Regions from separate parts of the Mus musculus genome. Here regions 2 and 3 are each linked to region 1. Evidence: chromatin loops called from intact Hi-C (ENCODE). Cell type or tissue: left cerebral cortex. All regions are shown on one strand. Links, peaks and the distances in the headings refer to the core of each region. The heading gives the core; the rest is flanking DNA. Region 1 overlaps Sdccag8 (serologically defined colon cancer antigen 8). Region 2 overlaps Sdccag8 (serologically defined colon cancer antigen 8). Region 3 holds the start of Gm29856 (a long non-coding RNA gene).

What was found. A loop is a pair of places that touch in the nucleus more often than their neighbours do. Peaks named below come from ENCODE experiments on the same cell type or tissue, not always from the same donor. Only the 100,000 strongest peaks of a DNase experiment are listed, where the experiment ranks them.
Region 2: it touches region 1 in a loop (2.3-fold over the local background); 9 of 42 quality-filtered maps call a loop at or near these places.
Region 3: a loop joins it to region 1, with 5 times the contacts of the local background. A loop is called at or near these places in 6 of 42 quality-filtered maps.

What each region holds. Positions count from the first base shown.
Region 1 is chr1:176,924,912-176,935,188 of GRCm38, reverse strand. All of the region lies in intron 13 of Sdccag8 (serologically defined colon cancer antigen 8), which reads right to left. Gm15423 (a long non-coding RNA gene) reads left to right here. Exons shown (of 5, transcript XR_003948788.1): 3 at 3,261-3,334. Among named protein-coding and RNA genes, the nearest start is that of Gm15423, 11 kb to the left of the region's middle. In left cerebral cortex, for the core only: no CTCF peak of the experiment used is centred there; DNase peaks (open chromatin) are centred at 3,459, 3,892 and 5,260; H3K4me3 peaks cover 1,005 bases; H3K27ac peaks cover 5,000 bases.
Region 2 is chr1:176,994,542-177,004,818 of GRCm38, reverse strand. The region is part of intron 16 of Sdccag8 (serologically defined colon cancer antigen 8); the gene reads right to left. Among named protein-coding and RNA genes, the nearest start is that of Gm15423, 59 kb to the right of the region's middle. In left cerebral cortex, for the core only: CTCF peaks have their summits at 4,544 (motif pointing right) and 5,545; a DNase peak (open chromatin) is centred at 5,579; H3K27ac peaks cover 143 bases.
Region 3 is chr1:177,448,553-177,458,829 of GRCm38, reverse strand. Gm29856 (a long non-coding RNA gene) reads right to left here and starts at 2,712. Exons shown (of 2, transcript XR_373736.4): 1 at 1-2,712. It overlaps Zbtb18 (zinc finger and BTB domain containing 18), which reads right to left. Exons shown (of 2, transcript NM_001355099.1): 2 at 8,066-10,277. The coding sequence ends at 10,159. In left cerebral cortex, for the core only: no CTCF peak of the experiment used is centred there; DNase peaks (open chromatin) are centred at 4,768, 5,617, 6,738, 6,862 and 3 more places; H3K27ac peaks cover 4,653 bases.

The DNA of each region.
Region 1 (10,277 bases), core at 2,540-7,539:
GTCTATGAAGGACAGGCATTAGCCCAATCTATGGGCTAAATGTTAGAGTGCAGCACTCATTGCCGTAAGGTGGTTTCTGTTTGCAGTTTCAAGCCCGAGGCTACTGTGTATTCCAGTCGTTTCTTCAAAAGGCGCGCCATGCTATGGCACTGACAGAGGAAGACAGCAGTTGCTCTGATAGGAAAGGTGACAAAACCAGCTTGTTACGAGAGAAGCAAATGGACTGTAGTCCATCTCAAGTGGAATTTGAAATCATGTTCTAGCTTCCCTCAGAGACGTAGTTGTGCACAGCCTTACCCAGACTAAAATGAGAGCAAAAGCACTCAAGTCTACAAGCAAATAGGATTAAATAAACATCTTCCTCAGTTAACAAAGTTCGGTTCCTCGTATTTACTGGCAAAAGTGTATCGTAGATCCTAGATTACTTGGAAAGCCAAATCGTTCCAGGCCTCCAGACTTAGTCAAATGCACTCTGCTCGATGCAGGCTGCTCTGGGGCAGACTGTGAACAATTTCCTGTCTCTAGTCTCTATGACCGGGTGCAGACAGTAGGTTCTGAAAACCTGAAACCAGCCGTCCATTTTTGTTGTCATCTTTCATATTGTTTCCCAATAGCTCCTCCTCCACTGGCATCCTCTTACTGGTCACATAATACAGGAAACTTTTCAAACAGTGTGGGAGACAAAGGCTCACGTGAGCAGCACGCACAGTATGAGCAAAGACTATTAATGAGGATGGAAGAAAGTTTAATTTTAAATTGTCCAAGAAAACAAGAAAGCCCTCTCTTCTTGCCCCTCTATATTTTATCCCTATTTCAAGCTGTACCTCAGTGTGCAGGAGTCTGCCTGTAAGCAGGCCACTGAGGGCCACGGGAGCCAGGGCCAGTGTGCAGGAGTCTGCCTGTAAGCAGGCTACTGAAGGCCACGGGAGCCAGGGCCACCCCAGCAGCGCAAGCTGACTCGGGTGTTTGTGGCTGACAAATGTGTATTTTCAAGCACTCTCCTCGCTGAAATAACGTGCTGGACTTCACAAAATGAACAGAGACTCCGAACAAGAGAAAACAACCACAGAGTCTATCCTAACATTGCAGATTCCTGGGATATTACAGATGTCACCCAACACTGCATGCATTTGCTTCCCATATGTGAACAAAACTGAAGCATCATAAGATGAATTTGAATGGAATGTTAACCTTCACTTTATTTATTTATTTTTTCTTTTCTTAGCTGACGACACAATTTTAGCATTATCACAACGGAGCTTCTGGCTGGAAAAAAATAAATTAATGGATGGATTTAAAAAAGCTTGGAGACTTAAAAAAAAAAAAAACACAACAACTTTCAAATATCTATACTTGATGGTGCAAAGAGCCAAGATGAATATATTTCAATTGCAACTTCCAAACTAAACTCACAAATTACTACCATTATGCTAAGTGTTAGCTACCCCACTGTGCAGTTTTGCTTTGTGAATTTTTACCTTCCTCTATGAACACTTTTAGCCACGGATCGCACAGCCTTTCAATGTTTTCTGCCTTTTCCTTTAAATAAACTGGCTGTGGCTCCTTCCATCTGGCTCCCCTTCCGTCAGCAACCCTGCACCTGTTCACACCTCCTCTCCTGTTGGATTCCACTGAACATTTCCTCCTCTGCCAGGGCTATTCTGGCACTGGCAACCTTTCTGTCATTCAATCCATCTGTCAGAAGTGAACTTTGTTTACCGCAAGCTTCTGCTTCCTTCTTCAAGAAGCGAAGCCCCTCAAGGTCATTGTCAAGTGAACTGTCGGCAGGGACTGAAGTCCTCTCCTGCCAGCCAGCAGAAGAGGAAGTTCTGTTGTGTAATTCACTTGTGAAAATTACTTTTGGGTTCGGGAAGACAATAATTTGGAGTTAAAGTAGTAAAGACAGGGTGTTTTAATGATCGTTTGTAAAAGCAGACAGCTGATATGTATTTTCTTCATGTGTGTCTGCACTTCTCATTATATTGAGTAGGAACTATATGCATCAGAAGCAAAATAAAAGTTTTAAAGTGAAATCAAAATATCACAAACAAGCTTACACTATGTAAAAACTGCTCCATAGTGTGCAGCATTAACTCGAGGGGTAAATATTTTCACTAATGAATTAGCCAAGGGAGAAAGTATTCCAATTAAGAAATTTTACACTAAAAGGCTTAAAATGTGCAAACATGTACCATTTCGATATTAAGCTAAGGATTAACACACAGCTCCATCACTGCTTTGAAAAACTTATAACCCAGAATATACACATCAAACCACGCACATTTTAAATCTAACATTTAAAAGTAAGGTTCTGCTTAAATAATAACAAAATAGAGGCTGCCAAGTGAACATACAATCCACCTAAGGAGGTGTGAGCTGCCTGACAGATCAGCTCTGTGAACAGCAGCAAGCACAGAAACGAAGGGGACCGGACACTCGGTCGGATGATTGTTATCCTCAGCGACTGGATACTCGGTCTCACAAGACGAACAGAACCCTCTCAGGTTTAACTGCTATTAGTAGCTTCAGATACTATTATTGTCCAGAAAAGAAAAAAAAAAAGCAGTGACTCTCTTCAAATTTATGAATTCAAATTTAAAAGGGGAAGCTTTTTGTTTTTAGGTGTGTAACCAAAGCCTTGTCAGAAAGCGCACCTAAACATGACACGATGGCATTCAGTCAGGCGGCTACAGGGGATTGCGCAGGGTCACCTAGAGATTTAATCAGGTCTCAGATGCTGATGCTAACCAGCATTTTGCAAAGTTTTTATAAATTCCTTAAAAATTAAAGAATTAAATTTTTTCTTTTGAAAATTGAAAGCAGGTTTTAGTTTTTAACCAGTCAAGAAAACAGAGGGAATTTAAAATTGAAACCTCAGGGTTTTGATTGGTTAAATATGCACAATTTATAAAACAGATTTTTCTCAAAGCAGTTTTCCGGACATGTGAAGGAAAATCATTGTGTTGCTAAATACAAAGCCAAACAAAATTTGCAGCTTAAAATTTAACTGAAGGGATATTTTTAGCATCAATTCCCAATATATTACTAGCCCTAAGTATATTATTTAAATCCTTCTTATGTAATATGCAATAATATTTAATATGTGGATTTTGTACTGAAACTATGAGCTCAAAGGGGAGTACTCTTTTCTTCTCTCTCTGAAATAGAATTTCTACATAGTTTCTGCTATATGTGGAGAAAATTTCAAAACTGCTGTGCCCAGCAAGCTTAATACCTTTCTGCATATTCTTTCTCTTTAGGGAGAGCTGTGTATGATGGGCGTTTGGTCACCTGCGTCCCTGCTGTGGAACGGTACTGTGTTGGGACTGTGTTGGTAAGTGGACCCCTTGGTGGTGGAAGTGCTACATGAGAGAAGCAAACATTAGCAGAATGCTGGTCTAATAGAGGCTGCTTGCACTAGGTGAAGGGACCTTGCCCCTCAGAACACTGATTCGGAAAGACATGTAACCTTCTTTTGGACATTGAAAGGTAAGAACAGAGACAAGAGGGAAAGATCGCTGAGCACCACGGTAGCGTCACCCCAGGCACACACAGGGGCTTGGATGCGTGCTCCCATACACAGCTCCCTTCTGTAAAAGCATACGGCAAAGACGAGGGAGCAGTGTCAGGGCTCCTCTTGCAGAAGGACTCACTCAGGAACTCAGAGAATATTTGCCTGCCTAATATGCAATGTTTATTATATCTTTGAAATAGAAGGAGTAGGAAGGAGAAAGTTTCATTTGATAACAACACCTTAGACATAAATTCTACAGGGAAAAAAAAAGGCAGCACACTTATGTTGCCAGGTTGCAGTAGAGAAGAGGGAAGCCGTTTCTAAGGGCATTACTAGGTGAAGACGGAGCTGATGTCGTTCACATCTTTAATGCCAGTTTTCCTAAAACAGCATATGGGTGTAGGATGCAAGGTAAAACATTCAGCTCCTTAATAAAGAACTGATGTTAGCTTCTCTTCATTCTGAATGTGCCTGCCTAGCTGCTCTGCTTTTCTAAGAACTACACAGGCTGGAGACACTATCATTTTCCCCGCTTTATTGATCTCTGACTGCCAATGTTATTTTGACAACAGAGGATATTCATTTTTCACCCTTTTTTCTCAGTTACCTTTAGGCAAAACCTGCTTTGAGACATGAAAATATTGCAGTACTGTAGGACAAAGACCTGGGAGGTTTTCATAGACTTGATGAGAGAGAAGACGGGTTTGCAAGATTCTGTTTAAGAGTTAGAAGAGACTAAATGACAACTTTAAATCTGCCACAATCATTTACTAATGTGCCGCTATATCAAATAAGTCTGATTTTTTGACAGCACCAAATTAGATTTATTGCAGAAACTGCTGCATAAATAGCATATGGCTATGTTATACCACCTATTTCAAATCCTGGTAATGTTTCCCCCTCCCCCCTCCAAAATGAATAATTTGAGCCAAGCTATAAACCTTCTGGAAAAATAAAAAGGAGAAAGGAAGATACAAGTTTGAAAACAGACGTAGGAGACCTGAATCTTGTTGTCAAAGGCATAGCATTTGAATAAATGTGCTGACCTATCTGGAATTATGGCTCTTCAATGCACAATTAAATTTAACAGGTTGGCTTCTCATTTTTGCACAGTAATTTGATTTTTGTTTTAAGGTTTGGGCTCTAAATTATGCTTAGATTTTGTTGTTTAGTCCACAATTACATGGAGCAAAAAGGACGAGCAAGTGGCTGTAAGTCAACCATAGCTTGAATTAGGTTATTAAGAATTATTAAGGAGAAACATACATATCACCTGGTTGCTTTTAGTTTTCATTTGTGAGAAATCATACCAGGAAGTCTTTTCTAATTTTATGTATAGTCCTGATGCTGCAAACTGTGGATAAAATATAGAGCGATCACTTGGCGTGCTACAGTGGAGAAGAGAACGGCAGAGCCACACATGCTGCAAAAATCAAAGTTCCACAGAAGCTGACATTGAAAACTCATGCAACGAATTCAGAGATGGGCAGTACCTCCATTCCCAGTCTCTCTCCAACACCCAACCCCACCCCCAAGTTTGAGACACTCCAACTCAATTCTCCCTTTTGAACAAAAGTTTCAGTGCGTCCATCGATGGGAAAGGCATTGCAAGGTCTTCCCGCAGACCAATGGGCACACCGCTGCACACACCGTGGCACTGAGCTACCCCGCAGGCTCCCTCTCTGTGGTCAGTCTTCCCAGCTGCCCTATCTGTTACTGTCTGATTAGTTCTGCTAAGGAGCCCCTCCCCTGCCAGCTTTCAGTGCCATCTGTTCCACACAAGATGGCTGCTGCCCAGCAACCTAACACTGCCCTCCTACCTGGCACCCGGCTACCATCCTTACCCCAAAGTGCTAACACAGGTTCTCGCTGCTGGCAGAGTCAGGGTTTCATTACTACTACTTTGACAAGTGCAGGGTTGTTTGTAATTTCTCTTTTATCCTGATTTTGATTGTACAACCACCTCCCACTGATTCAGTTTGCTTCAGTTTTGTTGCTCACAGATTTCACTCTCCACATTAATCTCCCTCTGGCATGTTACTGCATCTGTTCCCTTTTTTATTATTAATTTTCAAATTCCCACCATTTTTGACAAAAAGGAGGTAATCTACACTCTGTTTCTGCCCATTTCATTTTCTTTAATTTGGAAGATAAGTATGAAAGCATGCCAAAGAAGTTAATTCTCCGTTAACAGTTTGTTTTCTGGCATCCCTAAGCCTTTGTATATGAAAGACAGATAGGATAAATGTTGACAAAATCACAGCAACAGAGTCGGACCATTCCTGACTCTAATGGAAAGCAAGCACATAAAGCAACATCTAAGATGTTTTTAGTGCTAGGAGTCGTCTCCAGCACCGTGACTCCCTCTACTTTTACAGATAATTTTTTTGTGAAAGTCAGCCTGGGTGCAGGATCAAAATTTGGGTTCCTCTATAGTTCTGACATGGGCTTTCTTTTTGTTGTAGATGGATTTCATTGTTCCTTAATAGGATTATCATCCTTTCTCGGCTGAAACATTGCTGACCAATTCAACCACTAAGGATTCTGAATAGATGTCTTCTTTCAGGGAGAGAAAGAACCCAAGTGCCAGCAGTGCTCACAGGAGAACTTAAGGAGCCCTGGGCTGCAACGCTGCTGCCATTAGCAAAGGACAATATCAGGAAGGAAAGGATGGCTTTCCCTCTAAAGACAAAGACTAAAGTTAGAAAAGAGGGAGTACTCTCTGTAGCCTTAATTTGTCAACGCTATAACCTTGCCAACAAGGGCTACCTAGAGTAATGGATCATGCCCTCAACTAGCCTCAAGTTTTCTAGACTGAACATTGTGACGGCTGATTACCATCATCATCATCTTTTTATATGAATTCGTTTTAAAGCATTGAAGTCTCTGAACAAGCAGAAGCATAGAAGCACAGCCCCTCTCTCTAATTTACAGAACTTTGTGTTAACATGATTTTACATATCCATGCATCCTCATCAAGACTCAGATATGATTTCTAGAAAATGAAGGGCAGTTGACAGAACAAGGATGTGTCTAAATCAAGGAGAGCCAGCCTGCTGAAGCAAACTGAGTCAGCTTCCAGAAGGCAGGCAAGGGCAACCTGCTTACCCACTAGGGACATGGTACTTTGTTTTTAGATGTCATGTCCAAGTAGAAGTGCAGTCATATAAAATTCCCCTTCTACCTCTGGGTCCATTCTTTGGGTAAATCTTTTAGTCAGAAACAGGCTCCGGTAAAGACAACAATGTTTTCAAGGCTGACTTTTTAAGAGTACCTTTTCTGCAGAAGGAATCCCCCCTCGACCTCAAAACCCAAGCAACCCATTTTTCTTTCCTGGTAAACTCCAGGACATGAGAAAGAGACTCAGTTCTCTCCGAGGTGATGGAAGCATGCTGGAGGCCACACGGAGCCACTGTGGAACAGACTTCACTTAGCTAGCCGTCTGCCTTACAGGCTGCTTCCCGAATGTTGCTTTAACCTATTAGTACTTGCTCCGGCCTGAAACTGACTGCATTCCACCCCCAACCCCAATTGCGGGCTTATATGGTGTAACTGTGAGCAGTGTGTTCCCCATGAGGCTGACTTCAGTCTGTGTCAGGTCACAGAGGAGAATGAAGCATTTCCCAGTCTCTTAAACCATCTTAAGAGTCTTAATAAACTTCATGTCTTGGATTTATCAATCAATGACTCACTGTGTAATAAGCACGTGGTTATTAAATAAAAAAGGAGTGCTATCTAACAACTGACCTACTAAACAAAGCCATGGAGGAGGGAGGAGGTGGGTGAGAAGAAATTAAACACCATTAAGCCAATGACTTGTTCCCTTCCCTCCATGGATCTTACAGTAGTATGGGAGGACAGAACTTTCTTTTAGAAACGCTGACTTGGGAACATTATTTTACCACATGCTGCTACCTTTCCCCTTCTATTTTCATTGAACTTGATGCTCCTTGTTGTTGAGTCAGGCAAGTGGTGTGGGCAATACGCTCTTGGTTTCCTCTGGGCTTCTTCAGAAGATGAGTTGGCTGCCTCAGCCGCCATGCTCCAGGCTGTGGGCCTGTGTGGCAGGGGAGAGGAGAGCACCCCCAGCGTCGATGTTCATTGCACACACATTTGGGCGGTGCAGAACTGAGAGCAGCGAGCCAGGGAACATTGAGCAGAACCTGCAGACACACATTTGCTGGCAGCCTCTCGCTCAAGTCTCTCTGCCCAGGGCCACTCTGAGACCAGGGTGTCTCGCCTGTCAGACAGGTGGAGAGACCACGCATAGGCAGTGTGGGGTCCACCAGAGCAAAATGGAATGCCTCTGTTTTCCTGGCTCCTTGACAGCCTACTTTCCCTGATACTGGGTGGGGGAGGAAAAGAGGATGCAATTTATAACAGCACCAAGGCCATCTATTTTGAGCCTTGAAGATGTTGGTTGCACATATATTCATTTAAAATTATTTTTGACACGTTCTCTGCTTAATTTATTCATGAAAGGAGTACAAGAGGGGGAAATGAGCTTAACTTTTAAATGGAAACTTTAGGCTAAAAATTCTTGAATAAAACGCAAGAGGAAAAAAACTGAAGTTAACCATGCAACATAAAGAAATACATTGATGCTAAGTGTCTTCTTCAAATGAGCCCAGTGGGGCTCAGGGCTGGGACCTAAACAAACTGATAAATGCTATTCTTTTTCCTTTTTTCCCCTTAATAGAAAAGAGCAGAGGTAAATTTATGTTAAACACCTGATGCCACGCTTGGTGTGGGGGGACTGGAAATAAAGAGAGAGCTTGGTTCTGGCCACCAAGCTTAGATTTTACAACCCTAAAAAACCCTTAAATACCTAGCTCTAAACTATGGGTTTTTAAATTTTTTTTATACATGTGTGTGTGTGTGTGTGTGTGTGTGTGTGTGTGTGACTGTGGCATCTACTGGCCAACTTCAAACCCTCCATTTCTTTCCCTTCCTCATTGTAATTCCAAGCTTCCCCTTCTAAGACTCATCTTCTTCATCTATTAAGGGATGTTCTCAATCTAGCTCTATGTTAGCACTGAGACAGAGAGCATCTCAAACTTCTTGTACTCAACCAGATTTCTTTGAGCTCCTGCTCATTTGTAAATCACTAGTTTTGTAAAAATGCAATACACTAAATATATATGCTCATTAATTGAACTGCTTATCAATTGTTTAAAAATGATACCCACTCCAGTTTTAAAAGCTTACTCATTACCTGTTGTGGCCATTTAAATGTACATAGGTGCTATGGGTATGTGTAGCTCAGTGGTCACTGTGTTCATAGCATGCATAAGGCCAGGCTGGAATTCAATCCCTAATGCAAAATAAGAAAAGAAGGGCGGAGGAAGTAGAAATGAAATGTGTCTATACATAGCTATATTGGTTTCTATACTGACACAGTGTTTATGTTTCTCACGTCATAGACTAGCAGCAAGCAGACACTGCTATACGGAACCAGACAGTGTGCGGCACATGCTCACTGCACTCTTGACTTCTTGCTACTTGCAGTCAGAGCTCATTTTCTAAAGTAAACAACCAAGCAACCTCAAGGAAGTGGCCACGCCTCTTTCCATTTATATTGGCAATGGGCAATATCAGGCTCAGATGAACATGAACAGAGAACCTCTCTTTGCTCCCTCTTCCCACTCCAAACTACTCAGGCAAAGAAAAAAATTTGTGATCATATTTTAAAACTGACAGGGACAACGGAGCAGACACCCACTTGCTCTTTTTTTACCCAGGGTCCTTCACACCTTGCCCCCTAGTGATATAACTTCCTCTTGGCAAAGTGTGACTTTCCCCTGGCCTGCAGAACACCATATCCCAAAGGCATGCATGTGCATCTAGACACAATTCGCTTCTAAGGGAGTAATCATGGAAATGGAGATTTTTAAAGTGAAGTTTGGGAAGTCATACTTTTGAAATTTGAAATCAAAGGCATCTCCTTTGTCTTCAGTTTCAGAATGAAGGATTTGATCTGTGAGAGAGAAAAGTCCGAGCAAATGAGCTCTGCCATGGATGGTTCGCTCTGGCGCCACAGTGGTGCTGGTGCCAGTCACCAGTCCTAGAACGAGGAGAGCCAGCCGCACTTGCACAGTTTCTTCCTCTGAGGATTTCTAAGGACTCAGCAAGTCTTGACCCCTGCTGGTAGATTGAGCAGTCAAACTAATTCAAGAAAGCATTTGTAGCAGTTATTATCTGGACGCTGAACATCAGTCACTTCAGCTTCTAGAATGCTCTAGAAAGAAATTCTTAATCACCTTTTGTTCCAGTAAACCTGTCCATGACAGCAGGATAGCCTTGTGACTTCTCTGCTGTAGCATTTTTCAATTTTAAAATGATTTAAAAGCTCAACCTGCTATCAATTTAGGTCAGAGATCAGATCTTCCCATATGGGCCATAAAAGTAGGTCAGAGCAAAATGATCATTTATTAGTCTCTCACTTAGACTGTTGCTCTGAGAATCCTTTGAAAAATTACTTATGCAAAAGGGGACATAAGGACTTTCATGACAGACACACCGATAAAATCAGGAGCCTGCAGGTCTTATGATGGGCACATCTCCCATTAGTACTTAGGGCAATTCAGGTCCAAGGCTTCCTACAGGAACTTCCCTCCAAGTCGGATGTGAGGAAAGGAAACAGAACTTAAAAGAGGGTATGTTAATAAGTATGATAGTTATGTAGAAGAGCACCTACCACTGTGAGTAGCTAGTAAGTCACACAAACATTCAAAAATGTTTGTTTTAGAGTTTTGTTTCAAAT
Region 2 (10,277 bases), core at 2,574-7,573, 70 kb before region 1:
CCGAACAGCATATAGAGCTTAAAACTGTAACTATTTGAACTGTAAAATATGCTCAGGTCTCCTTGCTCCCAGTGAGGCTCTGGTATTGAGGAAGCACTCACTGCAGGACTGCAATTGTGAGCGTCTTGCATTTGTTATACAACTCAGTCCTCTGCATGCTGTGGAAGAGGACAACACTTGCAAGCTCAGAGGACTGAAGGAGTAGTGCTGAGAGAGCGGAAGAGAGGAAAGTGTCCACAGCTACATAGGAGGAGCTACATAGGCTCCTCCTCTCTCCCTGTCTTTCCCTCCCATATTCCTGGGAAATCTCTGCAGACCTGCAAGCCCATGCTCCCAGGACAGGGCTGGGCCTCTCCTGTCTTGATGCCTCTGACTAGGCTCTCTTCCAAAACATCTCTGGGAATTTCAAGTGTAAAAGGGACAGCAATCACCATGGCAATGAAGAGTCCCCCTTCCATATCAGATTCTTTTATTTCAGCCCCTGGCTCCAAGTGAATGGTCTGAGGTGCCTTGGCACTTAATATTCTGTCTGAGCAACCTGTCCAAGTGGCCTCAGTCACACTGTGACTCGCTGGACTCCTGCCCTCCCCAGTGCTCATCCCTCTGCCCCTCCCCCACACCTTGTTGGGCACTCCTTCTTTATTCCAACCTTCTGTCCCCACTGCCCATATGCGCTTAGGTATCCTGTAACACTCCACACCTCCTCCTTCTATTCTTCAGATACTCTCCACAGCCAAAGTTCTCAACAGTGCCTGCAGTCCCAGCAGTTGCAGCCAAGATGGAGACAGCAGGATCAAGAGTTCAAGGCAAGTGTCAGCCACACAAGAGAGACACCAACCTGGGCTATATAAAACTCTGTTTCAAAATAACCACACCTAAAATCCCTGAACCTCCTTCTGTGGTAGAGTCTCCATACTAGCTAGACCCAAAGGATCCGTGGTCCTTCTCGATCCACTCACATCATGTCTGTTTGATGGAAATTATTGCTCCAGCTCTGTGGCCATATTCCCTTGCCTAGTAACAGGGTCTTTCACTGTCTGGCCCCTGCGTAGTCCCCTCTCCTCACACAGTGGGTATCTCAGCCTTTCCAAAGGAAAAGTACTGCATACAAATTAAGCACTCTCAGTCATCACTGGGATTTGAAAATCTTACAACAGGTGAATAAACAGGAGACGTGGAAGCAGGGGTGACTATTCAGAATCCATTCATACTGGCTAGTCTACTTCAGGCTGGGTTCCTCTCAGTTCAAGTCCTCCGAAGTAACACTTCCAACCTTATTTCCAAGCACAGCCATCGGACCTGGCGCATGGGCATCCATACCCTGGAAAAGCCAGGAGGAGAAGACTATGAACAGTGTGTGCAACCAGCCTGCATTACCGCAGACTATGAACTGCATATGGGACTCAGCTTGCAGAGAGTGCAGGCCTGCTGAAAGCCATGCACACGCACACTGTTCACCTGTGCTCAGAAACCTAAGCTGCTCAGGGTGGGGCACAGAGCCCATCAAGCACAAATCGAGCAGTACCTGTTGGGGGTGGGGGGAGAAGCCTCAGCCGAGGAGACAGCCATTCCCTTCCCAGCTCCCCATCTTCCCTAAGCACAGCGGCACCGGGTTTGCTACACTCCCATCCCCCCACATCACCAGCTACACAATCCTAACACTGCACTGAGTACAAGTTTTGAAAATCCAATTACCCTAATCACTGTTCGAGGTAATTAATTCTGGCGACTGAACCATGCTAATTTAAAGTTGTATACTTTGTTCCAATACTTAAAAATTGCCACTGCATTTTACATAATTCCCTCTCATTAATGTGGTCAGACAGATTACATGATGAAGAACTCATGCACAGGGTTTTATGTTGTCAGTGGCTGCTTTGCAATGTAAACGTCCTTGGCCAAAACCCACTGTCTTAGTCAGGGTTTCTATTCCTGCACAAACATCAGGACCAAGAAGCAAGTTGGGGAGGAAAGGGTTTATTCAGCTTACACTTTCACACTGCTGTTCATCACCAAGGAAGTCAGGACTGGAACTCAAGTAGGTCAGGAAGCAGGAGCTGATGCAGAAGCAATGGAGGGATGTTCCTTACTGGCTTGCTTCCCCTGGCTTGCTCAGCCTGCTCTCTTATAGAACCAAGACTACCAGCCCAGAGATGGTCCCACCCACAAGGGGTCTTTCCCCTTGATCACTAATTGAGAAAATGCCTTACAGCTGGATCTCCTGGAGGCATTTCCCCAACTGAAGCTCCTTTCTCTGTGATAACTCCAGCCGTGTCAAGGTGACACAAAACTAGCCAGTACACCCACCCTGGTTCAAAAATGATTTAAATGATTCTGGGGAGAGTTACACCTTCCCAGAACTGTTGCCCCTTTCCTTTTCAGAGAAGTTCTCTATTGGTCTGCTGCCCACAGAGACAGAACAGGGTTCTTGAGGGCAGTGATGGTGGTAAATGCCATGCTGGAGCTGAGAGGTTCCTGAGAAGTCATATTTCAGCCCATTATGATGAAAGTTCTGCCAGACAGTGTAAGGTGACTGCCCCAGTGAGACAGCCTGTGGAGGCATTTAGGACAGGGACCTATGGTGTTGGACTCAAAGTCCATCTGTCCTTCCTTCCTTCCTCCATCCATCCATCCATCCATCCATCCATGTATCATCTATCTATCTATCTATCTATCTATCTATCTATCTATCTATCATCTATCTATCTTCTGAGGTGCTCGGATAGAACTCTAGCTTTAGACTAAGCATGTGTTCTACCACAGAACTATAGCCCCAACCCAGACCTCAGGGGTGTGGCTCAGTGGCAAAAGGCTGTCTATCAACTAAAAGCTCTGAGTTACATCCCAGCAGTAAGACAGACAGAAACGAAGGAGGATGAGAGGAATGGGGGAGTCAGTCAATTTGTCTGTCTTCTGTAGAACACTAAGCCTAAGAATTTAGACAAGAGCCTTGAAACAGTGACCCTCTGCAGCATTCTAGAAAACACTGGCTACACAGGTTCTGAGGGCTGCTGGAGTGAGGAAAGAAGAGAAACTTCCTTCTTTGCCCTTCTGCTAGCTCAGGGAGGATAACAGATTTGGTACTGTTTTTAATTCTTTCTCAATTTTCAATCTATTGCATGCTGGTGGTTTTGTGCAGTACAATATGCGCACAGCTGCATTTTAAAATGTCTGTGGTTTTCTGGCTACCCTATGTCAGTTCTTGCCTTGTGGCAGACCAGTAGCAAATCATTTCAGGCCAGTCCCAGTAGCAATCACTGAGACCAAAGAATAGTGCTGGCAGTGGGGGTGGGAGGTGGAAGGAAGCTGCAAACACGATACTGCTCTCAGGATGCTTGCTAAGGTGGCTTCACTGAGCCTTCCTCGGTCACCTGCTAAGCAGCACACCACCAGGGGAGGTATTCAGGCATCCTGAATGTGCCCTGCCACTCCACAAGTCCCCTAAGCGTCCAACAGTGCCACTGAACTCCACCACGGAGTTCCTGCCTAAAACAGTGCTTCCACCAGAGACTTTAGAGCATCGAGGGATGGGCGCACATCCCTCCTTTGTCACTTTCTCAGACGGTTAGAGCTACCTGCCAGGCTGAGCCCCAGTACCTTTAGGGATCTGGTCATGGACGGATGATTGCAGTACAAGGACAAGTGGCAGGCCAAGCATTTCAGATTCTCCATTAGGGATGCTGCTGGGTAGCAAAGTACTTTGTGGCATAATCATGGACCCAGGTTCCATTTCAGTGTCTCAAAAAACAAAGTTGTTTTCTTTGAACCTTAAAGAACCCAGAAACTCACTTGCTTAAAGCCTGAGTTATGCCAACTAGTTCTTCCTAAAGTAAGAGCAGGGTCCTGGTTAAGCATGGCTCTTGAAGACAATAGGGCTGGGAAAAGATGCGGCTGTAAAAGCAGTCTGCAGTGCTGAGCCCAGGGCTCAGGGCCATCTGGAGCTGAGGCAGGAAAAACCCTCCTCCCTCATATCACCTGTCAGTGTCTGCACTCTGTGACACACAGCGTCTAAAGAGTTGTAAGAACACCACCAAGGAATTCCACATCCCTCTATCCCAGTTCTGTGGGGAAGACCTGCTCTACCTGGTTCCTCTCTCCCTCTCACCTCTCCACAGTTGTTCTTTCTCCTTAAAAAGTTACTTTGCAGCCAGGTGGTGGTGACATACACATTTCATCCCAGCACTTGGGAGGCAGAGGCAGAGGCAGAGGCAGAGGCAGAGGCAGAGGCAGAGGCAGAGGCAGAGGCAGAGGCAGAGGCAGAGGCAGAGGCAGAGGCAGAGGCAGAGGCAGAGGCAGAGGCAGAGGCAGAGGCAGAGGCAGAGGCAGAGGCAGAGGCAGAGGCAGAGGCAGAGGAGGCAGAGGCAGATCTCTGAATTCAAGACCAGTCAGGTCTACAGAGTTCCAGGACAACCAGGGCTACACAGAGAACCCGTGTCTTGAAAACACAGAGCAAAACAATCACCCACCCACCTTACTTTAATGTACATATGGGGGTTTTTGCTGGTGGATATGATGTGGTTCCTCCAGAGGCCAGGAGAGGGAGTTAATCCCTTGAACTGGAGTTAGACAGGTAGCTGTGAGCTACCATGTGGATGCTGTGGATCAAACCAGGACCCTCTGGGGGATCAGCCGGTGCTCTCACTGTAGAGCCACCTTCTCCAGGCCCTTTGCTTTTGTTCTCTCTTTAACCTTCTGTTCTTTAGTATATTGGCTGTGTAGCCCAGGCTGGTACTGAACTGGACTCAAGTGAGCTTCCTTCCTCAGTGTCCCATGTCACCCCTCCTGTCCTCTGCTCTACCATCCAGGATTCTTTTTTGAGCACACAGTGAATGGCACGCCCCACTGTCCTTTCCTCTTTGATGTTGCAGTGTTTCCTAAAGAGAAGTGAACCCTTACAGAACTGCTTACTGGCAACTACCTTACTCTATTATTGCTATAGATCACAAGTCTACCTAGAGTAACCACCAGTTTCCTTGCTGACCTAAAGCTATCATCTCTGCCTGCTACAGAAGAGAACCTCTGCACTGTCAGGCTGCCTTTCCAGTCTGGAGCACTTGGTGCTCAGTTTCACTTTGGTGAAGCTCTCCCAAGTTAAGCCAACACTAGTCTTAAAGGAAGGTATGCAGCTATCATGTGTGGGCTCTGCTTAGCCGCTGCCCCAGGGCTTGGAGGCACAGTGCCCTGTTTGAGGAAGATTCTCTTCTAATAAAGTCCTGCTGCTCTAGGGACCTCAGCCCTCATGGAGGGTGTCAAGTGAGGGCCTCCGCCATTTCCTTCCAACTGGACCATCCTTAGGGTGGCCAAATTGGTCACAGAGGTGTGATGGAGGAAGAGTGAGCCCACGGCAGCTAAGTAACCAGATTCAGTCACTACGGTGTACCTACTGGCACACATCTTAATTAGGTTTTAATGCTAGTAATTTGATAACAACTCCTGGCTATGGGCTAGAGAACCTGTCAGTGCTGAAAGCTTTTTATTTAGTTTCTCTTCCCTCTAACACTGAGGCAGCCTCCCCGCTGACCCTTGTCAAAGAACCCCATCTGCTGGTTGCCACGGTAACTGAAGGAGACCAATTGAGCTGAACAGAGCGACTCAGAAATAAAATCTGCAGCCAGAGGAATTCTGCTAAGAGTAATAAATCATTTAGTAAAGGGGGTCCTCCACATGGTGATGAGTGTTGGGATAATATGATGGCATAACTCTTCCAGCTAGAAGGTCCATGACAGATCAGAGTGATTAGACCGGCTGGAGGGCTCATTTGGTTTCTAGTGGGCTCAGGCATCGCAACAGACAGATCCGGCCCAGTTACATGCCACTGTGGGTGGGGGTGAGGGGTAAACTTAACACTTGGACCACAGAATGTTCTTATTTTAAGGAGTGGAAGGCAGCCAGCTGAGGCTCCACACACCTTACTCATTTTTCTTTAAGAACGTGTAAGTTAACCAACTTCCCAAGTGTCTCACCTCAGGTTATCCTCCGCAGCAGCATGTTCCCGCCTGAAGCACCTAAGAGGGCAGGCAATGTACCCTTAGAGGGCAGGGCTTTTTCTTGTTTTCTTTGCTTTGCTTTGCTTTTCTTTCCTTTTTTTTTTTTTTTTTTTTTTTTTTTTTTTTGGTTTTTTTGAGACAGGGTTTCTCTGTGTAGCCCTGGCTGTCCTGGAACTCACTCTGTAGACCAGGCTGGCCTCGAACTCAGAAATCCGCCTACCACCAAGTGTGACCGTGATGGTCTCAGAGGGGCCTAGGGGCTTTGCGCTCTAATTTTGTAAGGCTCCCCTGCACTGAATGATGGGCAGAAGATAAAGGGCCTTGTACCCAGTCCTAGGAGACAGAGGCCAAAGGAGCTGCATTTTCAAAACAAAAGTTCTGGGTTGTGCTAATCGCTAAGCATGTCCCCCTACCTGCCATTTCCTTGTTTGGTGTGGGCAGAGACACAAGGGTCCTGACAGCAGATCAGGACAGGAAGGCAACACCGCTGTACAGGCCGTGCACGGCGCCTTCTCACCCGGCCGGCCACTCCTCACTGGCTGCCCGGCACCATTTTGAGAGGTAATGGTCAGGGACTATGCGTACTCCCTGACCCCGAGAATACACTAACTCACCCTTGGAGATCATTTTCAGCCAAACCAAAGGTAGACTTTGATTTCTCCCTCTGGATGCTGCCAACAAACTGCTTCTGTCTTAGTTTTCAGAGAAGAGGAGCAGCTGTGCACTTAGATCCTGCACCGCCTGCTCTGAACCCAGGCCGCACCCCGCCCAGACAACAGCGACAGCCTCCAGTGCGGCTGGCCACCCCGTGCTGGGCAATTGTCCTCCTGCAGGTGCAGCCAGCCACAGGGCTCCGCATGGGCCACGGGGGCGCGCCCGCCTGTTCCGCCTCTGGATACCGGTGGCTTGGCCAGCACCCCCTGCCCACCATGAGAGGGCCGGCACCTGCAGGGGCCGGCTGGGTGCCTAGCATCTGGCTAGGGAGGCTCCACAGGGGCTCCCGGGGCCTCTGGACTTTGGCAGAAGGAGGGGATTAAAGCGAGCTGGCAGTTGAGGGAGGAGATGGGTGAAAGCTTCATTAACTCCATGCTCGCGGCCCAATTTCATTCTCCTGAGAAGCAATGTGAAAAACAGGTTGATTTCCCGGCGATGCAAGAGGTGCTGTGGGTTTGTATTTGCTGTCTTTAATTCTAATTCCTTATTGGTAAACAAATAAGTGAATCATTGTTTGTTGATGATCATGGACGACCCAATTTTTAATTAAAGAGAAAAAAATCTTGGCTAATAGAGAGGCCAAAGAAATATTACCGCTCGTTTTAATTTCTATGAAGTAATTAAGCTTCTCTTGTGACTTAATTGAAACTGGCAAGACTTAAGAACTCACTCAAAGAGGTGACAATCAAAAGGTGCTGGATGACCCCCCCCCCCAGCGGGTTTTCCGATCAACCCTCAAATGTGCCCTGGAAAACTGTACCCGTGAGTCCTTGAAAATATTTCCAGTGGGCATGCTTTATGCCCAGGCCTTCATTCTTGATTTTTGCCCCTCTACAAAGTTACACTTTAGAGTTTCACTTGTAAGCCCTACTTAGAAATTCCCCTCCAAATGCTTTGTCTGCTCGATCTCCTGAGCTGCCCTCATATTTCAGTTTCCAGACACTCTTGAACTTTGCAGACAGCGCCAGTTTGAGCCTGCACAGAACAATCAGCCAGCGTATCAGTTCCCCTCAGAGACAGTGAGATTTCTCTAGCACAATCTGCCCAACCTGAACTCCTTCCTTCAGAAACATTTTGCGTTTAGAAAGAAACTCGCAGCTGAGCCTCCTAAGAAGCGACATGTAACAGACAGTGCGTGTGGTGCGGGGCGGGCAGCTCGGAATGAAAAGAGAATTTTGTACTTGGTTTCTTCAGCGCCATGCTCATAATGTACACGTGGCCGAAACTGACATCAGACAGGGAAAGTAAGACGCTGGGGGGAGGGGCATGTGAGGGCGGTGGAAAGACAGAAAATATGTTGATAAAAACAGGAACTTCTGTTAATCTACATTTTCCAGTCACTGTCTTAATTAAGAATGTTAGGAAATATGTTACAGTTTAATTGCATTGTTTCAAGAAACTCAGAGGCTGACAAATTCCAGGCTGTGTACACTTGGAAAGAAAATGGGATCCGATTGACAGTTTCTTCTAATTGGCGAATAACAATCAGAATTAGGCTTTTCACAGATACAGGCCCCCAATGAATCCCAAATTCACAAGACAGAGTAAGAATATCCTAACCTTCAATGTGTTAGCAAAAAATGGGCTTGGGGAGGAAAAAAAAGAGAGAAGCTGGCGTGCTCAAGTGTGTAAGAGCACAATTTACAACACAAACACCAATAGTTATTTAAGATGTCCTTGTTAAGAATCTCCACAGGATTTCTAGATGACCCCATTTAACAAGAACAAAGCCAGAAACCATGCCAGTCTGCAGACACATGCCATCTCTAACCGCCTTTCTGCTACTCCAACCTAGTTACACAGGACCTGGCTTCCACCTTCTTTCTGCAGGAGGCTGTGTGTTGCTACAACAGACAAAGAAGAACGCACTGTGGCTGTTCCATGTTCTGAGGGAAGCTGTGCTAGACACACACCTCACATGGCTCTGGTTTTTCATGTTTTTATTATTTTAATGTGCATGTGTACATATGAGTATGATATGTGTGTGCACCTGTGTCTGTGTGTGTGTCTGTCTGTCTGCATGCATGCATGCATGCATGCGTGTGTAATATATGTGAAAATTCAGAAAACAACTTTATGGAGTTGGTTCTCTCCTTCTACCTTGATGGGTATCGAACTCAGAGCACCAGGCTTGCACGGTGAATAGCTTTATGTGCTGATCCAAGTGGTCAGCTCACTATGTCAATTCTACCCTTTCCTTGGTTCTGTGTGTGGGGAGGGCGTCCAGCTGGGGTCAGACATGATAGGCAAGGCATCAATATTCGGTATGCTCTGTTCCCACAGGGCTCAGAAAGGCCAGGAGCTGACTCACCAGTCACTCTCAGAGCTCTCAAAGGTTAATGAAGATTTGCTGAATGCTTCTCTCAGGTCAACCCACTGCTTCCTTGGTTGTTCTCAGCCATTCGACCTTCTATAAGCCAACTTTTGTCACATCTGAGCCTCAGAGTTAGCTATGAACTAACTTTTCCAGCCACTGGCGATTTTACTGCATGTACAAAGTCCTCTTCTCAGCAACAGAGCACAATGCTTGCCTTGCGATGGCCATGTACTGCCAGTACCCTAGGTCTCAGCGCTCAGTTTATGCTTATTCTGAACTATAAAATAGCATCTGAGCTCTCAGATGAGCCAGGGAATGGCAGGTATGGCCTAACAGTGCAGTGACTTCACTGGTAGAGACTGGAAGACCTACAACAGTGGGAGGGTATGCTCTCATGTGCTCACTATGGCCTCCACAGATTTGTCTATCTCCTGGGATCAGGATGGACACACAGGCCCCTGGGAGTTAGACAGCCTTCCTGCAAAAGGCATTTGTCAAGGCCCTGAGAACTGTAGGACTGAGCCTGGAGCCCTGCGGAGGACAGAGGAACAGCACACGGGAGCAGGGCTGCAACATGACTAATTAATTACCAAATTGGGGGCAGAGAGGAGAGTTCACAGGGGCCTAGAGCCCAGAGAACCCAGCCTTGTAATTAATAGTTGAAAAGTTCTAGTCAATTCTCAGAGTTCGAAGAACATTAAAAGAATACTTGATGCTGCGGGCAGGGAGGAAAGCAGCCGCCGCCCCAGGGCCAATTGCCTCTCCAGCAGCGGCAAGGCTGCTCCCCTGCTCTCAGGACCATTTGTTCCATTACACAATCTCCTGAAGCCATTTAGAGAGAGCTCAAACAACTGCCTGTACCAACGCGACACATGGCTCCCCATTCCGACTCTTTGCTAATCCAGACGCTCCAACCATCTTTCTTTAAGATGCCATATGGTTGGCAGAAGCCTGTAGATCTTCTAGCAGCACATCTGTTTCTGCCTTTCTCCTTCCCTCCATCCCCCAACAAAAGAGGGCTAGGAAGGCAGCCTGAGAGGAGGCTCACTGTGCCCCTGCCTGGCTGGAGGCTCCTCTTACTCACTCTGACACAACAAGGCTTTTAAGGGGATGACCAGGAATTATTTGGGACTCCACCATTTTTAACTGTGGGGCATGGCGATTTTCTTTTTTTTTTTTTCTTTTTTTGACCTATTGATGATTTTAAAACAAAATTTGAAAAATAAAACATAGAGTCTTGTCTCCCAAAAAATTGATTA
Region 3 (10,277 bases), core at 2,395-7,394, 520 kb before region 1:
AGCGGGAAGGGATCGGGTCCGAAAAAAAGGCTGCAAACCCCACAACCTGGCCTTTGCTACTAATCATGAGCTCATTAAAAACACATGCAGAAATGGTTAAACAAAACCCTCTAAAATCTTTTACAAAATCGCCAGTCTATTAGGGAGACAGAGCCCGCAGCAATCTCTCCCTCCAATGTGTGCAACCGAGCAGCTAATGTCCTTTGGACTCTTGTCTATGGCATCAAGCAGAGGGAAGGTTGTGTCTTTTTTTTTTTCCCCCGGGGGAGGGGTGCTTGTTTGGTTTTGGTTGTTTTTGTTGTTGTTTTGTTTTTTTTTGTTGTTGTTTTTAAAAAAAACCAAATGATTCAATATAGCAACAAAGAACTGTTTTTACCAAACATGTATTGTTATGCTCATTGCCTTTTACAAAAACTGATGAAAACGGTGAGATCAAAAAGGAAGATTGGATCATAATAACAAGAAGGAAAAGAAAAGAGAAGAGAGATGACTGTGGCCCAACTGCTTTTGTGAAGTGGCATGGTATCAAAGAGGGAGGTGGACAGGCTGATTAGGGACTCTGAAGCCATCCAGTGCTTGGCCCTGACACACACACACACACACACACACACACACACACACACACACGTAATGTTGGATCATATATTAGTATTTAAAAGTGTCTGACTAAGCAGAATGCATGGCCGTATTCTGCTGGTTTTCGGGCAGACGCACTGTCCTCCAGTGAATGGACTTACACCCATTTGCATGGCACCATGATATGGCTATGACAACACACAGGGCGCATCGGTGACACAAGGCCTGACACCAAGATTATCTAAGCTCTGACCTGGCATGAGCCACCTTCTCCTGGCTACATGGGACCTGGGCACTTGTCTGTTGACATTCTGTATGACATTTGCCATAGTAGTGTTTATACTTAACGATACTCCAGAGAACATCAGTCACAGGTTTGTTTGGGTTTTTTTTTTTTAATTTTTTATTTCTTCAGCATTAGTGGAGGGGTTGGGGCACTTGACATAGCAGCTTTTCTTTGATGTCAATGAGGTCTTCCTTTTATTTACCCCCCAAAAAAGAAGTGATATGGGTGTGGTACCCTAGATCAATCAGAACAGGCACAGAGAAAGCTGTCAGAAGGGGACAGCAGTGTGACCCCAGTGAGGAAACTTGCACATGTGTTTTTGCACCATGAGCCCACCTGAGAGTGTGTAAGCTTTTCACAATTACGACCCTTTAATTTTCACACAGCATGGAGAAATTGCTTTCTATGAGGGCATGCTGAAAACAAAATAAAGTTGAAACTATTAGTATTTGCTGAGTTTAATGTTTTTAAAAGAAAAATCCACATTGAATAAAAATAAAATAAAAATTGTAAAAAAAAAAAAAATCCACATTGCTGGAGAGGCTTTGTGATAGGAAAACCTTTCACCTTGGTGTAAAACAGATTTTTTTTTGTTTTATAGTAGTACTGTCCCCTAAAATATTCATAGCATCTTTCCTCTGAGAGCTTAGTAGTCTGTACATACGTTCACGGCTGCACTGTGTCAAGGAAGAAGTTACAGGGTATAGTCTTCCTGCTCTTAGAAATGAAGAAACGAATGTGGCAGAGTGGGAGCCCACATTTGTGGCATGGACATGTCTCCCTGAGTTTCCTTTGAGGGTTCTTTCCAGTAGCTGACAGTGAGAGGAGGTGAGAAATATTCTAAGAAAATGGGGCCAGTAAGGGGAAACCCAGAGACTCCCTCCCACTTGGGCAGCAGAGGAGTTTTGAGGTTCCTGGAGGCTGACACCTCAGCACCCCGCCACACTTCTCTGCCTCCCCGGTCCAGCAGCACTGACAACTGTCTGCTCCCTGCCTGTCCCTGCCTGGACTGAGCACTGCCTCGTTGTGGCTGAACAAATAACACGCTTTATGGAAACCCAAGCAGTCCCTTCCTAGCTGGGAGTGTGAGAAGAGAGAGTGAGTGGGGAGGATGCTGCAGTTCTTGAGGTGAAGGAGATGAGGCCAGCAGGGCTCAGAGGGCAACAGAGAGTGCCCTGCTGTACAGAGCTGAGGACTGGGTCAGACTGGAAGGAAAACCCACAATAGCGGCGGCGGCAGCAGCACTCCAATTTAGATTCCAACAGTAACTGTTTGTAGCAGACAATGGGTATGGTAACCCGTGACAAATATTACAGTGAGAATTTGACTTCAGAGGTATAACCAGGATGGAGATTGCAGACTTGGTCTTGATCAAAGATGACCCTAAAGCGAGGGATTTGACCATTGTCAAATTTGGAATCTAAAAGGAGAAGCTAGGGCCATCCATCTTTCAAATGCTACCTACCCAAGGTCTTGGGGAGGTGTGAGATGTTTGCAAAGAGCTTGAACCCTCTTCTCCCCAACACCTTGCTCTCAGCTGTTTCTCACTGACCCAGAGTGAAAGACTTGGAAGTCACCTCTGTGCCAGGGAGCTTCCAGTGCATATGATTCTAGGTTACACCTACCTTGGAGAACACTCACAGCAGCAACCTGTGGGAAGAGGCTATCAGACAGACGCCGCAGGTCTTGACAACGCAGAGAATTTCTGAGCCATTCTAGCTAGACCTCAGATTTTTCATAATGTGAACAAAAGAATTAATTTATTATTTTAAAGACTATCAGCCCAGAATCCAACTATTCAGATCTGAGATACAGTTTTATTTTTTGTTTTGGTTTCTTTCTTCCTTCCTTCTTTCCTTCCTTCCTTCCTTCCTTCCATTCTTTCTTTCTTTCTTTCTTTCTTTCTTTCTTTCTTTCTTTCTTTTTTTCTTTCTTCCTTTCTCTCTCTCTCTCTCTCTCTCTCTCTCTCTCTCTCTCTCTCTCTCTCTCTCTCTCCTGCTTATAAGGCTTAACTATTATTTTTGGAGAGATTAAAAAATATACATACTAGTAAATAAAAACAACATGAAGATTGAGAGCCTCATTCTTCGAGGGTGTTATTTGACTGACTATTAAACAGCAACACATCAATCATCTAAAACCCTTCCATACTGGTCAAGCCTACAGACCGCCTGTCATATTCTCACTAAAGTATTATTTTTACTGCAAGATAAGCACCTTTACATAGCATGCCGAGTAAATGATGACAAGCCTCCCCTCCCTCCCCCTCTGCACAGAAGTGGTTCTAGCATCGCTTTGAGGCATCCCTCAAGTAAAATAACATATAAATAGAACGTGAGAAACCACCACATTTTTCTAGACTTCACACTTACTATGAAAAGCAAAAGTTCTTTGTGCCCCAACATCTACTCTAATTTCTTTGCCTTTCGCTGAAGGTTTTCATCCAGTTTGATGTCATTTATTGTAAGGAGCCCAGAAATGTCTCAGTTCTTTACCTACAGGCTCAGCCCCCCACCTCACCCGCCCAGGTCTGGGTATATGAACACATAGATAGCTGATACTCAGGGCAGTAAATAGGCCAATCTAAATTGGAGTTTTCAAATTTATTTCTCTCCCCACCCCACCCCCCACACCCCCAAATGGTAGAAAGACATGGAGATAGCTTGGCTAGAAAACTCAGTTGTGCCATGGTGTCAAAAATCACTCAACACACAACCTTTACCCTCTTGTGGTGAATAAATGGACATGGAGAAGGCTAGAAAGCAGAGTGAGAGGTGAGAATTTCAGTTTGTGCCCCAGCAATAATCAGACCCAAGGAAACACCCAGCAGACTCAGAGAAACCGAGATCATTCACTTGCAAGATCTTGAGGATTTGGTAGAGATCTTAAATCTACATAAGAGATCTTAAATCTACATAAGAGTCGCCTGTCCTATGACAGTGTGCAGGCTGTAAACCTGTGTCATTTCTCCCTCCTGCCTCATCATGGGGCACCTTCTTCCTCATAGCCAGGTAGCTACAGAAATAACTTTATAAATCTAATTTTCTTGAAATATGATTTTTCTTTTGCTCCAATTTATTCTAACTGAGGGCGATTTTAAGTGATGGAGAACTGTTAAGTTAGAAAATGGGATTTTTTTTTCCCCCACTAAGTACACATAGATGTCACTACCTTCTCTGGTAGTTCCAGCTCACCGAACATAGCTATTTCTCTTCAGTATTTTAATTATGGTACTACTGTGCTTTCTGCGAAATTGTCCACAGCGACCTGCTTAGGAGGCATTGCTGTCTAGTAAACATGCAAATGATGTTTCAGTATTACCAAGCCAAGGCTAGCGTTTCAAAGAACAGGTAGGTGTGTATTTTCAATCTCCAAAAAAAAAAAAAAACCTTTAAGAGATTTGAAAGAAAATGTTAAATACTTTTACTTTGATCAAAGCTCATCTCAGATAATACCATACGCAAAATGTTAGAGTCATTAACAATCCTCCCGGAGGTAAGGTGACCTGCATTAAGTATGTTTTTTTTTTTAAATAAAATGTACATATTTCTTTTTATAGGTTTGAGTAAATCTATTCATATATGATTGATACATTTCTTCTAAATTCTGTCACATACCAAAAGTTTTATTCTGGTATGGCACATGAATAAAATCCTGCTAGTCTTTCCGCTTTGGTGACATCTACACATCTTCTAGATTAGAACAGGTCTAATGTATTTGCACATGCTTACCAATATTAAAACATTCATTCATGCTCCAGTTTAAATGGACTACAAGTGCACCTTTGACAAACTTGAATATTTGGGACAACTACGTTTAAAAATTCCTATAGAGTCACGATAGGCATGCATACTGACACGTAACAAAAGCCACATGATTTAATGATTAACTGCTAAGATCACAAGAGGCTGTGTGCGGGCAGTTTCAGTGACCGGAGTCAGTCTGTGTGTCCCCGGAGCGCTGAAAGCTGTCCTGCACACACTCAGTGGAGCTGTTCCTAAGTGTGCTACCGTTTAAACCCAAATGGGCTTTTGTTTTGTTTTTCCTCTCATTCCCCAAAGAGATGCAGCTTCCTATAGCCTAATGGCAAATCCATTCCCAAAGCTTAGGAAAAGGACATACTTTATTGGGGGGAATAAGTGACCACAAATTCAAGACAGCCTTTGGTTTTAAAGGATATTGTTAAAGCTACCCTTTCAACTAAGGAAGCAGCATCCCACAGAAAGCTCGAAACTGATGAGGTTAGTAAGTATCAGAATAGAATTAGAAAAGGTAACTGGATACTTCATCCCTCCCCCCCCCTCCTAGACACCCCCCAAAAATCCTGATCTTTCTTCCAAAGGCTTAAATATACCAGAGGGAGGTAAAACTGTCCCGTCTGGATTGGTGGGTGAATTGCAATGTCTCTGCATAAGCAGAGGCATGATAAGGTATTTGGATTTTTAAAGAAAAAAGAAAAAAAAAGACTGTTCAAACTACTGGTGCTCGCTGGTCCATTTCTACACAGACACCCGGTCTCTTCATAGCATTTCACATGTGGGGTTCAGTTTCTTCCATAAGAAATCACGATAGTTGGTGAGGACTCTTAAAGGCATTGGTTTGCAAAAAATACTAAAAGCTTAATTTCTGAATGATCTATCAGGATGGATTTCTGAAAGCTCTCAATGGCACCCTAAGATGTAGCTGACCCCTCTGCTGCTATTCCCTAAAAGAGGAGTGAAGCTGAGCAGAGTGGAGAGGGCTGGAGTCTGTCGGAGCCAAGTTGACTTGAAGTCAGATAAGTGACTGCATGTCTAGACCAAAGAATCACGGATATTTTGCCAGGATTCCGCAGGCGAAAGGTAAAAATAAATAAATAAATCGAAATATTCTAACATAAGGGACAAAATCCTGTCAGTGTAATAAAGTTGGACTCTGGCCAAAATTAAATTCCTAAAAGCCATTTATTTGCATTTAAAACCTCAAGCCACTGCTTTATTTTTAAGATGACATTATCTCCAGTATTTTAGAGGTAGAGGACTTTAATCAAAGTGACACAGCTTTTCTGTCCTGAACTTCAGAATTCACACTTACTTCATCCACTCTATCAGCAGTTTCAAACATTGCAATAAATAAATATAATAAAAATTTAGGTCGGTATCTACAGTTAAAATTTTCCTACCCAGAGTTATATGCGATTTCGTTAGGCTAGAACTCAAAGATTTTTAAACGTTATAGGAATGAAAACATATAGGCAAACGGTGCAGGAAATTTTGAGATTAAAAAAAATTGTATCTGATTTTTAAAAATGGGGTTTCTCAAGTTTTTTTTTAATGCATTTTATGTGTATTTTGATCTGTAAAACTAGGAAATCCAAGGTTAAAGAAAATACTGTTATTTCTCTTATAGTAGTTTAATAAAAAAATTACTTGGGGAAACAAGCATTTTTTAAAAATACTTAATGTGAGTAAATATATCATTTTAAATAGTGTTCATCTTTTTCTAACCTTCCAAAAACCTGTTTTTAGAGGCCCACGTGAAGTCCGTTAAGGGTAAACTCTACTTGGTTCACCTATTAATCTGATAGCATAATTAACTAGGAAGGAAATCCCCAACCGGCCTCCTTAGTGTCTTCTACTCCTTGACTATTCCCCAGGGTACAGCTAGCACACAATGCTGGGCCCACAGCAATCTAGGGCCTAATTGATTATCTGAAAGAAACAGATGTTTTCAAAAGTAAGTGAAACCATATTTTTAGCATGTATTTAGGAATCAGCCAGATGTCAAAGGAGGGCCTGATTTTACAGGTTTCCAACCGGACTGCATGACAACTTTCTTTCTTCAGTGCAGTGGAGAACAATGGATTCTTGTGCATCACATGCCAAATGTGACCCTTTGTGTAATAACACTCTATGCCTGTTGTGCGGTATTGTAATACGTTATTTCTAAATCATAGTCAGAATGCTGTTGAGTCTATCCTGTGAAGCCTGCTAGGGTAGTGCTCACTTAAAATGAAGACAATCATGAGACTGAATGATACATAAGCCCTCAGTCTCTTCAGAAAGCTTTAACTCACAGGAAAATGGGAAGAGTCTCTCACTAGCTAGCTGCTCAGGGAATAGCTATGTAGAGACCAAATGAAAATTGCCCCTTCATGTGCAATGTTCAGTTGTTTAAAGCCAATTTTGAGGTGTGTTAGTTGTATTATTTCCTCCATTAAAAGCAGAATGTATCATTCCAAGCTGGAAATTTTTATTGTACTCTATGATAAAAATCTTGTGTGTTTCTAGCCAAAGCCATCGAAGAGCTTCTAAATGGCATGTTTTATACTCTGGACACCTCCCCTCCCACACACACACACACCAAAAAGTTAATCTTACTGTGGGCTTTTTGGTGTAATTATCTTTGACAGTAGTAATGGAAAATTATTATTTCCATATTTGTCTGTAGGATTAGGATTTATGGATAGTTGAAGATTTTAGTATTTATACAACCTCAGGACCTGGGCCCCACTGCTATCTAGGGCCAGTGTGCCGAAGTCCTTGTATATCCATGTGTTCTGTGAATTCCAAGAGTCAGTCAGCCCTTACCAGACACAAACCCAACAAGACAGGCAAAAAATTGAGGAGGGGGCAATGACAAAGGGGAAGGACAGCTCTAATGGTGCATTACTTAAATGTTTTAAAATTTGAACTCAAACACTAAGATCTTTTGAGTGCTGGTAAGAAGAACAGACATACACAGCTCATCTTGAACAACTGAATGCCTGCTAATTCAATTGCCTAGACTTCCACTCATTAGCCAAGCAGTCTTCCAAATTAAGACATCCGGTCTCCTTCAATTTTCCACTTAAAGCCAGAACATGGGAGAATGGATTTGACCAATCAACTTAGGATAAAATCTCGCATGAAAAGTGACTTGTATTGTGTATGGGTTAGTAGTTGTATTATGAAAACCTACCTTTGCCACTTCAAGTTCTTTGCATTTATAATTTCTAGGGAATTATCTCAACAGTCTTGATCTACACTAGAGATGGGTTATATTTTTCAATGTGCATTTAGTGTCTCCTTAAATAGTGAGAATGTGCACATTTCCATTTGGGTGACCCTAAAGCAGTCTAATACTTCATAAGCTGAATAAAACTTGACATTAAAATGAAGACGTCATGCACTATACTAACTCCAAATCTGTTGTGCGACTATAATACAAAAAGCACACAAGGAATTCTCAGTTCATATAATTTATTGCAGTTAGCACACAGTTTAAAAATTCACCAACACACCAATAGTACAAAACTAAACAGCATTATAAGTTATTCCCCCTCAGGAAATAAAACATACTATGATTGTCAAAGCTAGATGTCAGTCTAAGATTTAGAACAAAGGAAGAATGTGAAACTAAGTAAAAGAAAGAGCAATCACTCACAATGACCATTAAAAAAGAAAATCCAAAAAAGTCCGTTCTTCCACAGACATTGATTGTCTCCTCTAGATTAATAAAGATTATTTTAACATAAACTGTATTAAAAAAAAAAAAACTAGAAACTCTTCAAGTAACTAAAGATAATGCTCCAAGGCCATTTTCACAGCTTTGTTTGTTTGTTTGTTTGTTTGCTTTAAATGCCATTACAGCCAAATTAACATACATTTGACCAAATATTTCCAAAACAGTCCAGCAACACACAATGGAGTTTTCCATTCAGTATCTTAAGCACAAAAATAGGCTATGTTTACAGTAGTTAAGGCGATCAAATTTTAAACAAAAGCAATTAAAAAAGAAAAAGGGAAAAACAACCACTGTTTCCCATGCTACTCCCATAGACCTTATTTGTAAGTGCAAGACAGGAAAACAAACAGTGTGCAAAACGCTTCTGCCCCGCGCTGGCCATCAGAACCACACATCGGGCTGCAGCCTCTGCTGCCGATACACAGTCTACTAACCCCCCTCCCCATGTCAATCAAGGCGGTTCAGTCCTTTCAGCCTGGGGCTTTTTCAGTCCATAGAATCTTTTCATGAGTTAGGGGGTAGGGGGAAGGAAAGGAAATAGGGGAGAAAAAGAAAGGGGAAGCAAAAAGGAGGGAGAGAGAGAATGACCTATGACCTATTGTCAATTTGTGCAGTAGTTATTCTAAAAACACTCGGCTGGGTACGTGTGTACACCTAAACTCTGAGCTGGCATGGGTTCTGTGCAATTACAAGTGTGGTATGAATGCACACTGCACATGCAATTCTTTAAGCCGTTTGTAAACATTTATATGTTCCTTGTAATGTAGCGAAGTTATCAATTTGCAGCTTAAGTTTTTATTCAGCTTAACAGTTTCAAACTTAAAGACGTGGGAAAAGTCAATTTAAATTATATAAAATAAAAATAAAAATAAAGACAGTGCATTTATGTTCTTCGTAACACCAGTTTTTTTCCCAAATGGTGCTATTTTTCTAAGGAAATTAAATAATTTTAAACTCACTCGTTAAAGTTATACAATGCAAACAAAGACAAAAAATATATTGAAACTCATGCATTTCTGTAGCGTTAATATTTACTTTTCAAGACTCAACTAAGAGCATCAACACAACCTGTCAAGTTCTTTGACACCCCCCCCAGCCCGTGTAATCAATTACAGTATACAAGAACAGTAATTCACATTTTAAACACACAGTTCAACACTGCTGAAGCTGCAATATCCTTTTTCATCTCAAGCAAACCTTCACAGAGACAGTCCCAGTGACCCAGTGTACTGTCAGATTTCTCTCACTGGGGACCATCAGAAAACCAGAAGTTGCCACACAAAGTTTTAAGTCAACTGCTTGTTTAAAAATAGATAATCCAGCATTTCAGAAATTTTCCATTTGGGTCTAAAAGCATTCAGGTTTCCAACAGCCAGAAAATATTCATGCAATTTGAGACATATAAAGAGGCTAATAAACTGGAGGGGATTTCTACTCTGAAAACAAAACAAAACAAAACAGTGTGGAGCACAGGGAAAGCGCTCAAGACAATGCAGTGTGTACAAAAGTAAGCCATGTGAAAGCGTTTGTGACAGAACCATTTGTTGAGAAGGTTTTATTGGCTAACTTGGCCTAACCCTCAAAAGAAAGACAGCTCTCTACTTGTGACTTGCTCTAGTTTCTTTTATCAGAATGCTAAATTAGTGAGATTCTCATGCTATTATTCTAAAGTGCAAAAACAAGTTAAGATCCCAACTTTTCAGTTCCAGGAAACAAGACTGCTTTTAGACCGTACCACAACTATATAGAGATCTATGTATATATATGTATATATATATATATATATTATTTATATATATATATATATAAAATTATTTCCAAAGTTCTTGAGAGCTATCTTCTAAGGTCCAGTCTCTGACAGTGGGCAAGCTCAGCGCTTCACTTTTGACCGACAAGGAGTTCACCAACTCACAGTGGAACTTGCGGATGT